Linked DNA regions of Homo sapiens: region 2 is linked to region 1. Evidence: chromatin loops called from intact Hi-C (ENCODE). Cell type or tissue: Caco-2. All regions are shown on one strand. Each heading gives the region's core, and the rest is flanking DNA. Links, peaks and the distances in the headings are about the cores only.

Evidence for each region. Hi-C counts contacts between places; a loop is a spot of excess contacts. Peaks named below come from ENCODE experiments on the same cell type or tissue, not always from the same donor. Only the 100,000 strongest peaks of a DNase experiment are listed, where the experiment ranks them.
Region 2: it touches region 1 in a loop (6-fold over the local background); 3 of 110 quality-filtered maps call a loop at or near these places.

What each region holds. Positions count from the first base shown.
Region 1 is chr20:32,322,184-32,330,519 of GRCh38, forward strand. KIF3B (kinesin family member 3B) reads left to right here. Exons shown (of 9, transcript NM_004798.4): 6 at 4,588-4,701; 7 at 5,373-5,478; 8 at 7,958-8,136. Among named protein-coding and RNA genes, the nearest start is that of ASXL1, 32 kb to the right of the region's middle. RefSeq lists an enhancer at 4,145-5,344. In Caco-2, for the core only: no CTCF peak of the experiment used is centred there; DNase peaks (open chromatin) are centred at 3,758, 4,418 and 5,048.
Region 2 is chr20:32,253,682-32,262,017 of GRCh38, forward strand. No RefSeq gene overlaps it. Among named protein-coding and RNA genes, the nearest start is that of KIF3B, 20 kb to the right of the region's middle. In Caco-2, for the core only: no CTCF peak of the experiment used is centred there; DNase peaks (open chromatin) are centred at 1,790 and 3,170.

The DNA of each region.
Region 1 (8,336 bases), core at 206-8,205:
TCGAGAATGTTTTGTAGTTTTCAGTGTATAATTCTTACACTTTTGTTAAATTTATACCTAAGGGTTTTTTGGGTGCTATGGTATATGACATTGTTTTCTTAATTTTATTTTTGGAATATTAATTACTAGTATATAAAAATACTGGCTGGGCATGGTGGCTCACACGTGTAATCCCAGCACTTTGAGAGGCCCAGGTGGACGGATCACCTGAAGTCAGGAGTTTGAGACCAGCCCGGCCAACATGGTGAAACCCTGTCTCTACAAAAATACAGAAATTAGCCAGGCGTGGTGGCGGGTGTCTATAATCCCAGCTACTTGGGAGGCTGAGGCAAGAGAATCGCTTGAACCCTGGAGGCGGAGGTTGCAGTGAGCCGAGATTGCGCCATTGCACTCCAGCCTGGGCGACAGAGCGAGAATCCGTCTCAAAAAAAAAATTTTATATATTTATATATATTTATATATATATTTTTATATATTTATATATATATTTATATATTTATATATATTTATATATATTTATATATTTATATATATTTATATTTATTTATTTATATATATTTATTTATATATATATTTATATATATTTATATATATATTTATATATATTTATATATATATTTATATATATTTATATATATTTATATGTATATTTTTATATATTTATATATATTTATATATACATATTCATATATATTTTTATATATTTATATACATATTCATATATATTTTTATATATTTATATATACATATTTATATATATACATATTTATATATATACATATTTATATATATACACATATTTATATATACATATATTTATATTTATATATATTTATATTTATATATTTATATATTTATATTTATATATATTTATATTTATATATATTTATATATTTATATATATTTATATTTATATATTTATATATATTTATATATTTATATTTATATATTTACATATATTTATATATTTATATTTATATATTTATATTTATATATTTATATATATTTATATTTATATATAATTGATTTTTGTCTACACAATGATATTTTTATACCTAAAAAAATTAAGTTTCTTAGTATTTTCTAGTACCCAATCCACATTCAGATTTTCTTGGTTTGCTCGTTTTAAGATCTACATATTAGGACTACATGTTACATTTGGTTATTAAGTCTCTTAGACTTATTTTAATCTGAGGCAATTCTTTTTATTTTTTATTTTATTTATTTGTTTATTTGAGACAGAGTCTCACTTTGTCGCCAGACTGGAGTGCAGTGGCGCGGTCTCGGCTCACTGCAAACTCTGCCTCCCAGGTTCAAGTGATTCTCCTGCCTCGGCCTCCCAGGTAGCTGGGACTACTCGAGTAGTGAGCCACCACGCCCAGCCAATTCTTTTTATTTTTAAAAATATTTTTCAGCCGAGCATGGTGGCTCGTACCTGTAATCCCAGCACTTTGGGAGGCTGAGGCAGGTGGATCATGAGGTCAGGAGTTCAAGACCAGCCTGGCCAAGATGGTGAAACCCCCATCTCTACTAAAAATACAAGAATTAGCTGGGTGTGGTGGCGGGCGCCTGTAATCTCAACTACTCGGGAGGCTGAGGCAGGAAAATTGCTTGAACCTGGAAGGCGGAGGTTGCAGTGAGCCAAGATTGTGCCACTGCACTCCAGCTGGGGCAACAAGAGCGAAACTCCATCTCAAAAAGTATATATATACATATTTTTCATAGTTGACTTGTTGAAAAGACTGAATCAGATAGCCTGTAGAAATATCCCACATTGTAGGCGGGAGTGGTGGCATGTGCCTGTAGTTCCAGCTACTTGGGAAGCTGAGGCAGGAGGATTGCTTGAGCCCAGGAGTTCAAGGCTGCAGTGAGCCAAGATTATGCCACTGCATTCCAGTCTGGGTGACCGAGTGAGACACCAACTCAAAAGAAAAAAAAAAAAGAAGAAATATACTACATTCTGGATTTGTTGGTCTCTTTCTTCATGGTGTCAATTAACTTGTATCTCTATCCCCTTTATTTAGCTCTAACTGAAAGCTATCTCTGAAGCACGGGTTCCCAACCTTGGCTACAAACTGAGAAGTTTTAAAAATTAATGATGTCTGAGCCCCACCTCAGAGATTCTGATTTAATTGGTCTAGGGCAGTAGTCCTTAAACTTTAGCAGGCATCAGAATTACCTGAAGGGATTGTTAAACACAGATTGCTGGGTATCACACCCGGAGTCTGATTCAGAAAGGCTGGGGCAGGGCCTGAGAATGTTCATTTCTAGTAGGTTCCAGGTATTGCTTCTGCTGGTTTGGTGAATGCACTTTGAGAACTCTTGGTCTCTCATGAGGTCTGGGCAAGATATTTTTCAAAACTCTGTAGGTAACGTTAATGTGCAGCCTGGCCTGAGAAATGTGGAGCTAATAGTTTCAGCCAACAGATGATCTTTGTCTGGATCCATTATTTCATTAGTGGGGTTACAAAATGACCATGCCTGGCCAAAGAAGAAGTTTTCAAAGGGATTCTTTTAATGATCAAATTTTAAATTTGGAAAAGAGCCCTTAAAATTAAATGTAGGCAAGGTGCGGTGGCTCATGCCTATAATCCCAGCACTTTTGGAGGCTGAGGTGGGCAAATTGCCTGAGCTCAGGAGCTCAAGACCAGCCTGGGCAACATGGTGAAACCCTGTCTCTACTAAAAATACAAAAAAATTAGCTGGGCATGGAGACATGTGTCTATAGTCTCAGCTACTCCGGGGGCTGAGGCACGAGAATCGCTTGAACCTGGGAGACGAAGGTTGCAGTGGGCTGAGATTGCGCCACTTTACTCCAGCCTGGGCGACAAAGTGAGACTCTGTCTCCAGAAAAACTAATTAATTAATTAAATGTGTGTGTCGGTCAGTCCTCTTTGCAGGTATGTACATCTAGAAAAAGATCAGGACAAAATATACCAACATAATAATAATAGTTATCTCTGGATAGTGAAATTGTGGGTGATTATGTTTTTTACATTTTCTTTTTGTTGTTGTTGTTGTTTGAGACAGAGTATTGCTCTGTCACCCGGATTGGAGTGCGGTGGCACGATCTTGGCTCACTGCAACCTCTGCCTCCCAGGTTCAAGTGAATTTCATGCCTCAGCCTCCCAAGTAGCTGGGATTACAGGTGCAGGTCAACCACGCACGGCTAATTTTTATATTTTTAGTAGAGACAGGGTTTTGCCATGTTTATCAGGCTGGTCTCGAACTCCTGACCTCAGGTGATCCACCCACCTCGGCCTCCCGAAGCACTGAGATTACAGGTGTGAGCCACTGGGCCTGGCCTGTTTTTTACATTTTCTAATGAATAAATAGAATCATTGTAACCAGAAGAAAGCCAAATATGTGTTATAAAAAATAGTTTCTGAAATGTCAAAGAGAAAATTTTAGCTCCCCAAAATATTTTTTTTTCTAAGGAGTCTATTTTCATTATTATCTCTCTCTCTCTCTCTTTTTTTTTTTTTTTTTTTTTTTTTTTTTTGAGACAGAGTTTTGCTCTTTGGCCCAGGCCAGAGTGCAGTGGTGTGATCTCGGCTCACTGCAACCTCTGCCCTCTGGGTTCAAGTGATTCTCCTGTCTCAGCCTCCTGAGTAGCTGGGATTATAGGTGCCTACTACCACACACAGCTAATTTTTGTATTTTTAGTAGAGACAGAGTTTCGCCATGTTGGCCAGGCTGTTCTCGAACTCCTGACCTCAGGCAATCCACTGGCTCGGCCTCCCAAAGTGTTAGGATTACAGACATGAGCCACCGTGCCTGGCCTATATCTCTTTTTATATCTTTTGAGTAAACAGTGAGTCAGCCTCTTTCTCACAGTACCCTATACCTCTGTGCTGTTTGCTTTGTGTCCCTTCCATGTTCATTTCCTTTTGGCATTGTTTTGTCCTGAGGCTTTAGAAGAGTAAAGGCAGAGATATAATGGGAGACAGTCATCACCATAGAGAGACACCACCAGTGGGTTCCAGTTTCCTTGTTTGATGTGTTTCCTGGGCACTTGTCAGACAGAGACTGTTAGTAGGAATGGTCTTCATTCTCAGGGGCTGAAATCCACTTAGTCCTGCTTTTTATCCTGGTCAGTTAGAATGGGAAATTTTCCAGCTTGGACAACGAGCCATGGGATTGGAGTAAGGCAGTTTAATTTCTTCTGTTTTTGGCATTTTGGAAGTTAATGACCTTGGTTATCAGCACCAGTGGCCCTCTGAAAGATACTTCAGGTAGCAAATGTTCACTCCAATATAGCCCAGGGGTCACCTCCCTCTTGAGCCTGTTCACATCCTGCCCCTTCCCAGGCAGAAGTGACCTCTCCATATTTCTAAGACAGACCACTGTCAGTACCTATTATACCTAACAGGGCTGCACCATTACCCTTTGTTTCAGGCAGGAGCCAGATGTCATTTGTGTCTGTATCTCAGCTCTTTGTATGATGTTAGGCCCATCGTACTTGCTGAGTAAATGTTTGCTATGTGCCTTGACTCTTACCTGATTACTCACCATGCATGAGACCAGATAGCTGACACTTCATATGTATTCTGTATCTGTTTTCACCTGTTATGTGTGCTCTTACAGGCATCTTATTATAGAAAACTTTATCCCTCTGGAAGAAAAAAGTAAAATTATGAATAGAGCCTTCTTTGATGAAGAGGAAGATCATTGGAAACTACATCCTATAACCAGACTGGAGTAAGTCACTATTAACTTCAAGTATATTTTCAAGTATGAGGGAGGAAAAGAATGTTGATAACAAGAGCCCTCTGGTCAACAAAGGGGTTTGATAAGAACACAGTTTGGCTTATTTAAACTCAAAACCCACTGCATTACTGATTTTCTAGCTGCCATAGATCCACCAGGTAAAAGTTTGATCATGAGTGTGGTTTTAGGAATTGGGAGACTTTGTCACTAGTGAGTGAGCAAGTGACCTTTCCAAAGTTCCTGCATTTCTGTTTCTCCAGCTGTGAAGTGAAGTATGCTAGGTCACGTAAGGGGCAATTCAGAGCTGTTATCTTTGTGTGTCATTCTGACCCACAGTGTTGAGAAGGATTCTCATGCTAAGTCTGGGTGCTGCTGGAAAGATGGGAGACACCTGGCAGGGATGCAGAGGTGGGGGGTGTTGACAGCTATGCTTTGTGAATGCTGTCTAAGAACTGGGTGATGATTAAAAATCTCTTCTGGCTTAAAAGATGCATGATGCTCTGAATCAGAAAGCAACTCAAGCAGAAAACAGAAGCATTTCCCGTCCCACTTACGTCAGCCTGCAGTCCAGGGAGTTACTTGCTTCAGGTTCTGTCAGTGTCTTCCGAGTGCTGGTTCCACAGGACTCCAGCCAGGGCTTTAACACTGCAGTTCATTTCCAGGAACCAGCAGATGATGAAGCGGCCAGTCTCAGCCGTGGGATATAAGAGACCATTGAGCCAGCACGCAAGAATGTCCATGATGATTCGTCCAGAGGCCCGATATAGGGTGAGAAGATCCTTCTTGGGTTTTTCTCCTGTCTCTTTTGGAGTCTAGATTTGTGTAAGCCCTTAGATACTATTCCACTCAGAGTTCATACCTTCTTTCCAGAGGTACTTGAAGACATTTATACCAATAACAATTATAACAAATAATAAATAAATAAGCCGAGCACAGTAGCTCACACTTGTAATCCCAGCAGTTTGAGAGTCCAAGGTGGGCAGATTGGTTGATTCCCAGGAGTTTGAGACCAGCCTGGGCAATGTGGCGAAACCCTAACTCTACTAAAAATACAAAAATTAGCCAGGTGTGGTGGTGTGTGCCTGTAGTCCCAGCTACTTGGGAGGCTGAGGTGGGAGGATTACCTGAGCCCAGGAGGCAGAGGCTGCATTGAGCCAAGATCATGCCACAGCACTCTAGCCTGGGTGACAGAGTGAGACCCTGTCTCAAAAAATAAATAAGTAAATATAATAAAAATAATAACTAATAGGCCGGGCGCAGTGGCTGATGCCTGTAATCCCAGCACTTTGGGAGGCTGAGGTTGGTGGATCACCTGAGGTCAGGAGTTCGAGACCAGCCTGGCCAACGTGGTGAAACCCCATCTCTACTAAAAACACAAAAATTAGCTGGGTATGGTGGCAGGCACCTGTAATCCCAGCTACTTGGGAGGCTGAGGCAGGAGAATGGCGTGAACCCAGCGGGTGGAGCTTGCAGTGAGCCAAGATCGCGCCACTGCATTCCAGCCTGGGCAACAGGGCAAGACTCCGTCTCAAAAACAAAAAACAAAAACTAAAAACACAAAAATTAGCCGGGTATGGTGGCAGGCACCTGTAATCCCAGCTACTCGGGAGGCTGAGGCAGGAGAATCGCTTGAACCCAGGAGGCAGGAGGCGGAGGTTGCAGTGAGCCAAGATCGTGCCACTGCACTCCAGCCTGGGTGGCAGAGCGACACTCTGTCTCAAAAAAAAAAAAAAGTCAGTACTAGAGAAGGAGAGTACAAACATCCTGTCTGTCATGGCCAGTAAATATTAACAATGAACTTCAAAATGGCTCTGTGGGAAGGCTGGAGAGAACACAGATGTGTAGTGACAGGAGATGGACCTGTCGTAAAGAACTTCAGGTACTTTCATCTCACAAAATGTGTGTCAGTCATGTAGTCATTTAAAGGGACATCATTGAGGACTATTTAATGACCCCAAAATAGAAAAATAGAAACTCTGCCATGAGAGCCTCTACTTTTTAATTAAATTAAATTAATTAATTAATTTGTTTTGAGATGGAGTCTCGCTCTGTCGCCCAGGCTGGAGTGCAGTGGCGCGAGCTCTGCTTACTGCAACCCCTGTCTCCTGGGTTCAAGCAATTCTGGTGCTTCAGCCTTCCTAGTAGCTGAGACTACAGGCACATGCCACGACACCCAGCTAGTTTTTGTATTTTTAGTGGAGACAGGGTTTCACCATGTTGGCCAAGTTGGTCTTGAATGCCTGACCTCAGGTGATCCACCCACCTCGGCCTCCCAGAGTGCTGGGATTACAGGCATGTGCCAACACGCTCAGCTAATTTTTGTATATTTAGTAGAGACGGGGTTTCACCATGTTGGCCAGGCTGCTCTCGAACTCCTGACCTCAGGTGATCCACCCGCCTTAGCCTCCCAAAGTGCTGGGATTACAGGCGTGAGCCACCGCACTGGCCTTTTTTTTCTTTTTTTTTTTTTTTTTGAGGCAGGATCTCACTGTGTCACCCAAGCTGGAGTGCTGTAGCACAGTCATAGCTCGCTGTATCCTCAGACTCCTCGGCTCAAGTGATCCTCCTGCCTTGGCCTCCCAAAGCACTGGGATGACCATGCCCAGCTGAGCACTTGCTGTGTGCTGGGCATTGTACCCAGCACTTGACTGCTTTCTCTAATTAAGTTTCCCCATCTTCTCTATGCATTCAGTCCTGTTGCTTAAAGGTCAAGTAGTGGGGCAAGTGGCTGAACTAGGATACACAACGTATTAAGTTATAGAGTAATTTACACCAGAAGTATATATATGATATAAAATTTGATGTAAAATATATTGAAATGTAAACTGTTTTTCTCTGGTTGGTGGAAGCACACTCAATGTTTTTTTTCTTTTTGCTCATCTGTATTTTATAACTATCAATAGGGAACTTGTATTATTTTTATAGTGAAAGATTTTCACTTGAAATATTTTTAGATGTTTCTGAGTCTCTCTTGGCAGCCAGAGCCAAACAGAAGATTACGGTTAGTTAGCTCTTTGGGTGCCATTCTTCCTGGCTTTGAGTTATTTAAAAGAAAGAAAGCAAAAGCAAAAAATTAGGTGGAGTTAGGTGTTGTAAAACGGCATCACTTCTTTCAGGCAGGCTCTTTCTTGATAGGCCCTGAATAACAAGCAATTTGCACTTCTATTCTTGGAGGGGCCCTCGATTGCTTGTACTGCCTGTGTCCAGTTGGAGGCTAACCTAGCTGGTGATGGCTGTGCTTCTGCAGGCAGAAAACATTGTGCTGTTAGAGCTGGACATGCCCAGCCGGACCACCAGAGACTATGAGGGTCCAGCCATTGCCCCCAAGGTCCAGGCTGCATTGGATGCGGCTCTGCAGGATGAAGATGAGATACAGGTGGATGCATCATCATTTGAAAGCACTGCAAATAAGAAATCCAAGGCCAGGTGAGTGGCTTTGATGACGTGTGTTTAAACAGAACATGTTTGAACAAGGACAAACCAAAGCAAGAATGCTTGTTTATCATGGAATACTTTGCAGAACACACTAGAAAATATTGCCATATTACTCCTATGTTTACTTATTTATTCTACAAATATTTATGGTTGAGACACTATGCTGGGTATACCGAATACCAGAATACCTA
Region 2 (8,336 bases), core at 88-8,087, 69 kb before region 1:
GGGGTCATTGAAGGCCATCTTCAAAGCTGGTGACCACAGCACATGAATGTATTACCAATTCAGATTCTTTTGTGAATATAAAGATATCACTGAGACATATTATTAATAGAAAGAAGGCAAGTTGCCTGCATATATATAATCTCACTTAAAAAAGAAGCATGAAACCTACATATTTCTATTACATACACATATAAATATGTAGAAAAAGATTGAGAAGGATACACTTAAAACTGGTAATGGCTGGGCATGGTTGCACGCACCTGTAATTCTAGCACTTTGGGAGGCCGAGGTGGGTGGATCACCTGAGGTCAGGAGTTTGAGACCAGCCTGGCCAACGTGGCAAAACACTGTCTCTACTAAAAATACAAAAATTAGCCGGACGTGTTGGCATGCTCCTGTAATCCCAGCTACTCGGGAGGCTGAGGCAGGAGAATTGCTTGAACCTGGAGGGCGGAGGTTGTAGTGAGCCGAGATTGCGCCATTGCAACAAGAGTGAAACTCCGTCTCAAAAACAACAAGAACAACAACAAAAACTGGTAACAATGTCATCCCTGGGGAGGGAGATGGAATGGTAGGCATATTATGAAAAGGGAATCTACCAGGGCCGGGTGTGGTGGCTCGCACCTGTAATCCCAGCATTTTGGGAGGCCAAGGCCGGCAGATCATGAGGTCAGGAGATCGAGACCATCCTGGCTAACACGGTGAAACCCCGTCTCTACTAAAAATACAAAAAATTAGCCAGGCGTGGCGGAGGGGACCTGAAGTCCCAGCTACTCAGGAGGCTGAGGCAGGAGAATGGCATGAACCCGGGAGGTGGAGGTTGTAGTGAGCCAAGATCGTGCCACTGCACTCCAGCCTGGGTGACAGAGCAAGACTCCATCTCACACACACACACAAAAAAGAGAAGGGAACCTATCTTTTTTTTTTTTTTTTTGAGACAGGGTTACACCCTGTCACCTAGCCTGGAGTGCAGTGGTGCAATCTCAGCTCACCACAACTGCTGCCTCCCAGGCTCAAGTGATCCTCCCACCTCAGCCTCCCAAGTAACTGAGAATACAGGCACCACTACGCCCAGCTAATTTTTGTATTTTTTGTAGAGATGGGGTTTTGCCATGTTTCCCAGGCTGGTCACAAACTCCTGAGCTCAAGGGGTCTGTCCACCTCGGCCTCTTGAAGTGCTGGGATTACAGGCATGAGCCACTGCACCTGGCCAGGACAGACTTTTTTTTTTTGACGGAGTCTCACTCTGTCGCCCAGGCTGGAGCGCAATGGCATGATCTCAGCTCACTGCAACCTCCGCCTCCCAGGTTCAAGTGATTCTCCTGCCTCAGCCTCCTCAGTAGCTGGGATTAGAGGCACCCACCACCACACCCAGGTAATTTTTGTGTTTTCAGTAGAGACAGGGTTTCACCATATTGGCCAGGCTAGTCTCAAACTCCTGACCTCAGGTGATTTGCCCACCTCAGCCTCCCAAAGTGCTGGGATTACAGGCGTGAGCCACCTTGCCCCACTGGACCTATCACTTTTATATTACATATTTTTCTTGATGGTTTGAATCATTTGCAATAACTGTGTTCCTGGGTAACTGGTCTAATTTTCTGTCGCTGGATAGCAAAGCACCCCAAACTTAGTGGCATGAAACAACAATCCTTTTATTCCATTCACAGATTCTGTGGATCAGGAATTTGCACAAGGCACAACATAATTGGTTTGTCTCTGCTCCCTGATATATGGAGCCTGAGCTGGGAGATGACAACAGCTGGTGATGACTCACGTTTCTGGTGCCTGGGTTTGGATGACTAGCATGCTGGGCTCAGCTACAGCCATTGACTAGAACACCTACAAATGGCCTCTCACTGTGGCCTAGGCCTCCTTGCAGCGTGGAAGCTGTGTTCCAAGAGGGAATATTCCAGAAAGAAGCATTTGGAGAAAGAATATTCCAAGAGAACCAGGCAGAGCTGCATGTTTATTTATGACCCAACCTCAGAAGTCACATAGCATCACCTCTGCCATACTCTATTGGTGAAATCAGCCACAAGCCACCCAGATTCAAGGAAAGGGGACATAGACTCCCCTCCAATGGGAGGAGTGTCAAGGAATTTGCAGCCACTTCTTTAAAAACTGCCACATTTAGTTATAGAATTTATTGTATTATTTTATTTTTGTAGAGACATGATCTCACTGTGTGGCCCAGGCTGATCTTAAACTCCTGGCCTCAAGTGATCCTCCTGCCTCAGCCTCCTAAAGTGCTGGGATTACGGACGTGAACCACCATGCCTGGCCATGGGATTTAAAAATCTATTTTAGGTCGGGCACGGTGGCTCATGCCTGTAATCCCAGCACTTTGGGAGGCCGAGGTGGGCGGATCACTTGAGGTCAGGAGTTCAAAACCAGTCTGGCCAACATGGTGAAATGTTGTCTCTACTATAATTACAAAAATTAGCCAGGAGTGGTGGTGCACGCCTGTAATCCCAGATACTTGGGAAGCTGAGGCACGAGAATCGCTTGAATCTGGGAGGCAAAGGTTGCAGTGAGCCAAGATCGTGCCACTGCACTCCAGCCTGGGTGATACAGTGAGACCCTGTCTCAAAAAAAACATGTATTTTAAACAAAGGGTGAGCAATAAACATTGAGGCTGCCTTTCCTAAGACAGTGGGTTGGGAGCACCTAGGCACATGCTCATATCCCAGACTCTTAGCTCTTTCTGTTTTGTTGCCTTTATTGCTTTGAGTCTGATAATCTCGGAGAGACCTGAGGTAACTTGGCAGTTGTAACTTATAATTCTCTTTTTGTTTCTCTTCAGTACCTGGAGCCAAACCCTTTAGGTAAATATTTACGTATAGATTCATTTGTTCCCCTTATTCCCAGAAAAGATTTGAGGAAGCTTACAGGGATTCATACAGTATAATCGTATGATTAAAAATATATAAATAGATCAAGAAACCAAGGGAAAGGGAAAGGAAAGACTGAAACAGTAAGTTGAAACCAGAGGGGAAGTTAGTTCTCAAAAATATATGCTGCAAAGTCTTAAGTAAATATTTGTCATTGCAGGGCTGGAAAGCATAATGTATGTTATCTGATCTAATTACCCAACTGGCTCTTGAAATCCCTCTCTGACATCCCTACAGTAGCCATCTAGCCTGAGTTTGCACATTTCCAGTGACGGGGAGATCAGTACATTGCAAGGCAATTCCAACTGTTAGAAAGTATGGACCCAGGAGTCACAAATTCAAATGCTTCCAAGGGCTGGGCGTGGTAGCTCACACCTGTAATCCCAGCACTTTGGGAGGCCGAGGCAGGCGGATCACCTGAGTTCAGGAGTTCAAGACCAGCCTGGCCAACATGATGAAATCCCATCTCTACTAAAAATACAAAAACTAGCTGGGAGTGGTTGTGTACACCTGTAATTCCAGCTACTCAGGAGGCTGAGGCAGGAGAATCACTTGAACCTGGAAGGTGGAGGTTGCAGTGAGCTGAGATCGCGCCACTGCACTCCAGTCTGGGCAATAGAACGAGACTCTGTCTCAAAAAAAAAAAAAAAAAAAAAAACCACAAAAAAATCCCCAAATGCTTTCAAGGACCAGATGAATGAGGCAGGTCAATGTGGTGGAGTGGGGGCTGGGGGTCTAAGTCAAAGTGCAATGCACACACCCCCTTTAACTGTAGCAACTGCTACTCCTCCCAGCCAATTGTTGCCATATGGGACTTAGGTCCAGTGTAGCCAGATCTTTAGATATTTCAAGAGAAGCTGAAAAATCCCGATTTTATAGGAAATTTCCCTTTTTTTTTTGAGACAGGGTCTCACTGTGTCACCCAGGCTGGAGTGGTGGCATGATCTCAGCTCACTGCGACTTCTGTCTCCCGGGCTCAAGCAATCCTCCCACTTCAGCCTCCTGAGTATCTGGGACTACAGGTGCACACCACTACACCTGGCTAATTTCTGTAGAGACAAGGTTTTGCCATGTTGCCCAGGTCGGTCTCAAACTCTTGAGCTCAAGCGATCCACCCGCCTTGGCTTCCCAAAGTGCTGGGGTTACAGGCATGAGCCACTGTGTCAGGCAATTTCCTGGGTTTTAAATTGGCAATTAATTCTTTATTTTATTTTATTTTTGAGACAGAATCTCGCTCTTTTGCCCAGGTTGGAGTGCAGTGACACAATCTCGGCTCACTGCAACCTCCGCCTCCCAGGTTCAAGTGCTTCTTCCGCCTCAGCCTCCCAAGTAGCTGGGACTACAGGTGCCCGCTGCCACACTCAGCTAATTTTTGTATTTTTAGTACTGATGGGGTTTCACCATATTGGCCAGGCTGGTCTCGAACTCCCAACCTCGTGATCTGCGCGCCTCGGCCTCCCAAAGTGCTGGGGTTACAGGCGTGAGCCATTATGCCCGGCCTAATTCTCTAGTTTATAAAACACTGAACAGCCCACAGGAAATACAACTGCAGACCTGTGCTGTCTCTGGTTCACAGGCTTGTGAGTCCAAGGTGGCCAAAGTCTCAGGCTTTAAAGCTGGGTTAAAACAGGCTTTGAATCTCGCTCTGCGACTTACTCATTGCATAATTGTAGCCTCAATTCTCATCTGTAAAATGGGAATAATAATAGCACTTACCTACCTCTTTTTTTCCTTTTTCAGGGACGAAGTCTTGCTCTATCTCTCACTGCAGCCTCAAACTCCTGGGCTCAAGTGATCCTCCCACCTCAGTCTCCCAAGTAGCCAGAACTACTGGTACATGCCACCATAATTGACTAATTTTTAATTTTTTTTTTTTTTGTAGAGACAGGCTGGTCTCGGACTCCTGGGCTCAAAAGATCCTCCCACCTCAACCTCCCAAAGTGCTGAAATTATAGGTGTGGCCTGGCCAACAGAGCAAAACCGCGTCTCTACTAAAAATACAAAAATTAGCCAGGCGTTGTGTTGCACACCTGTAATCCCAGCTATTCGTGAGGCTGAGGCAGAAGAATCACTTGAACTTTGGAGGCAGAGGTTGCAGTGAGCTGAGATTGTGCCACTGCACTCCAGCCCAGGTGACAGAATGATACCCTGTCTCAATAAATAAATAAATAATGCTAAATATTAATAACTACAATAAATAAACTATTTTTGGCTGGGCACAGTGGCTCACTCCTATAATCCCAACACTTTTTGGGAGCCCAAGGCAGGTGAATTGCTTGAGCCCAGGAGTTCAAGACCAGCCTGGGCAACATAGGGAGACCCTGTCTCTACAAAAATACCAAAATTAGCTGAGTGCGGTGGTGTGTGGCTATAGTCCCAGCTACTTGGGAGGTTGAGGTGGGAGGATAGCTTGAGCCTGGATGTCAAGCCTACAGTAACCTGTGATTGTGCCACTGCACTCCAGCGTGGGTGACAGAGCAAGACCCTGTCTCAAAATCAATCAATCAATCAATCAATCAATCAGTAAAATAAATAAACTATTTTGAGGGTCTCTCTGGAGCTTTCATCCAGTAATTCCTGCTTTACCCATAAAGGCAATTTTTTTTTTTTTTAGACAGAGTCTCGCCGTTGCCCAGGCTGAAGTGCAGTGGCGTGATCTCAGCTCACTGCAACCTCCGCCTCCCAGGTTCAAGCAATTCTCCTGTCTCAGCCTCCTGAGTAGCTGGGATTACAAGCGTGTACCACCATACCTGGCTAATTTTTGTATTTTTAGTAGAGACAAAGTTTCACCATGTTGGTCAGGCTGGTCTCAAACTCCTGACCTCAGGTGATCCACCCGCCTTGGCCCCACAAAGTGCTGGAATTACAGGCGTGAGCCACCCCACCTGGCGAAGTAATTTTTTTTTTTTTTGAGACGGAGTCTCGCTGTGTTGCCCAGGCTGGAGTGGTTCCATCTTGGCTCACTGCAACCTCCGCCTCCCGGGTTCAAGTGATTCTCCTGCCTCAGCCTCTCGAGTAGCTGGGACTATAGGTGCGTGCCACCATGCCCGGCTAATTTTTTGTATTTCTAGTAGAGACAGGGTTTCACCGTGTTGGCCAGGGTGGTCTTGATCTCCTGACCTCGTGATCCGCCGGCCTCGGCCTCCCAAAGTGCTGGGATTACAGGTGTGAGCCACCATGTCCGGCCAAAGGTAATTTTTTATAAGACTGGTTGAGGTACGTTCCAAGGTTTCAGTGACTTTGGTTTTTGTTTTTTTGTTTTTGTTTTTTTTTGAGACAGGGTCTCACTCTGTCGCCCAGGCTGGAGTGCAGTGGTGATCTCAGCTCACCGCAACCTCCGCCTCCTGGGTTCAAGTGATTCTCATGCCTCAGCCTCCCAAGTAGCTAGGATTACAGGCATGCACCACCATGCCTGGCTAATTTTTGTATTTTTATTTTTATTTATTTACTTTTTTGAGACAGAGTCTCGCACTGTCACCCTGGCTGGAGTACAGTGACTATCTGATCTCGGCTCACTGCAACCTCCGCCTCCTGGATTCAAGTGATTCTCCTGCCTCAGCCTCTTGAGTAGCTGGGATTACAGGTATGCGCCACCACACCCAGCTAATTTTTTTTGTATTTTTAGTAGAGATGGGGTTTCACCATGTTGGCCAGGCTGATCTTGAACTCCTGACTTCGTGATTCACCCGCCTGGGCCTCCCAAAGTGCTGGGATTACAGGCGTGAGCCACCACACCCGGCCATTTTTGTATTTTTAGCAGAGATGGGGTTGGCCAGGCTGGTCTCGAACTCTTGACCTCAGGTGATCCACCCGCCTCCGCTCCCAAAGTGCTGGGATTACAGGCATGAGCCACCACGCCGGGCCAGGACTTTGTTTTTAATTATTAGAAGTACAGCTCACATTTTCCCTTTAAGTGCCAGAAATACGACATTTTCCTTTGTCCACAATGCAGATAAAACTCAGCTGAGTGAGGATGTCTGCAGGATCCTGCTTCTTTGGGATGGTGGGCAATGAACAACTATGGACATAGGTGTGTTGTTTGTAGGTGAAGAGAGGGGTTTAGTGGAGAGGGCATTCTAGGTGAGGAGAACCGGTGGAACAAAGTATTTAGAGGCGGGTGAGCTCCTGGAGCCTGATCAGAGAAAAAAGGGAAATATCGCCAATACTTAAGTTGGGCCTGGTGTTGACAGGAAGACAACCTGGCCTAACCTCTGGAAAATGGGGAGCCATTAGAGAGATGTAAGCAGGGCAGTTCTGCAGAAACACACAAAGAGGGCTAACCAAGAATGATCACGGTTTGCAAGTCACTCACTGAATGTGCTTCTGAAAGGACTCGTCTCAAATCAGTTATATATTGTGTCTCTTCTCCAGAGTCTGGGAGCCTCCAGGGACGAGGGGAATAGGATATTTTTCATCTCTCTGTCCTAGAAACACACCCAATATTTGCAGAGGACTTGAGAGAAGGGGAGGGACTGAGCTGGGGTCACCTGATTGTAGGCAGAGGAGAGAGTGTGAGCTCTGGGTTACAACCTGACTCTGCCACGAGGTAGCTACACAACCTTGGCTAGTTAATGAACTGAGCCTCAGTCTTCCCATCTGTAAGGTGGGGATAATAATAGTACCTTTGGGCCGGGTGCGGTGGCTCACGCCTATAATTCCAGCACTTTGGGAGGCCGAGGTGGGCAGATTACCTGAGGTCAGGAGTTCGAGACCAGCCTGGCTAACATGGTGGAACCCCGTCTCTACCAAAAATACAAAAATTAGCTGGGCATGGCGGCGGGCGCCTGTAATCCCAGCTACTCTGGAGGCTGAGGCAGGAGAATCGCTTGAGGTGGGAGGCGGAGGTTACAGTGAGCCAAGATCACACCACTGCACTCCAGCCTGGGCAACAAGAGTGAAACTCCATCTCAAAAATAATAATAATAATAATAATAATAATAATAATAATAATAATAATAATAAAAATAATAGTACCTTCATGATAGAATGATTACAAAGACTGATGTGCTTAACTCATAAGTGCTCAATAAATGTCCTTTTGGGGATTTTCAGCTCCCCCAGCAGCCTTCCCCTTGGTCTCCTTGCCTTAGCCCCCAACATTGTGTCTGTGGATTATCGTCTCCCACTGCCCTCCACCCCTTTTGCTCTCACCCTTTCATTTCCTGATCCCACTTTCCTACTGGTCAAATATGAACCATTGCATGTATTTACTTCTGATGCTTTTTAGGAAAAGACAAAATGTCACACCCAGCTGAAAAATGGAAGAATTTGGTCTTGAATCCAGGTCAAGTTCATGAACTCTTATACCACCCTCTGCTCTTTGGGTCCATTACGTACTGGCTGTGAGAAATCAAGTTTCTAGGTGGGGCACAGTGGCTCATGCCTGCAATCTCAGCACTTTGGGAGTCTGAGGTGGGAGGATCACTTTGAGTCCAGGAGTTTGAG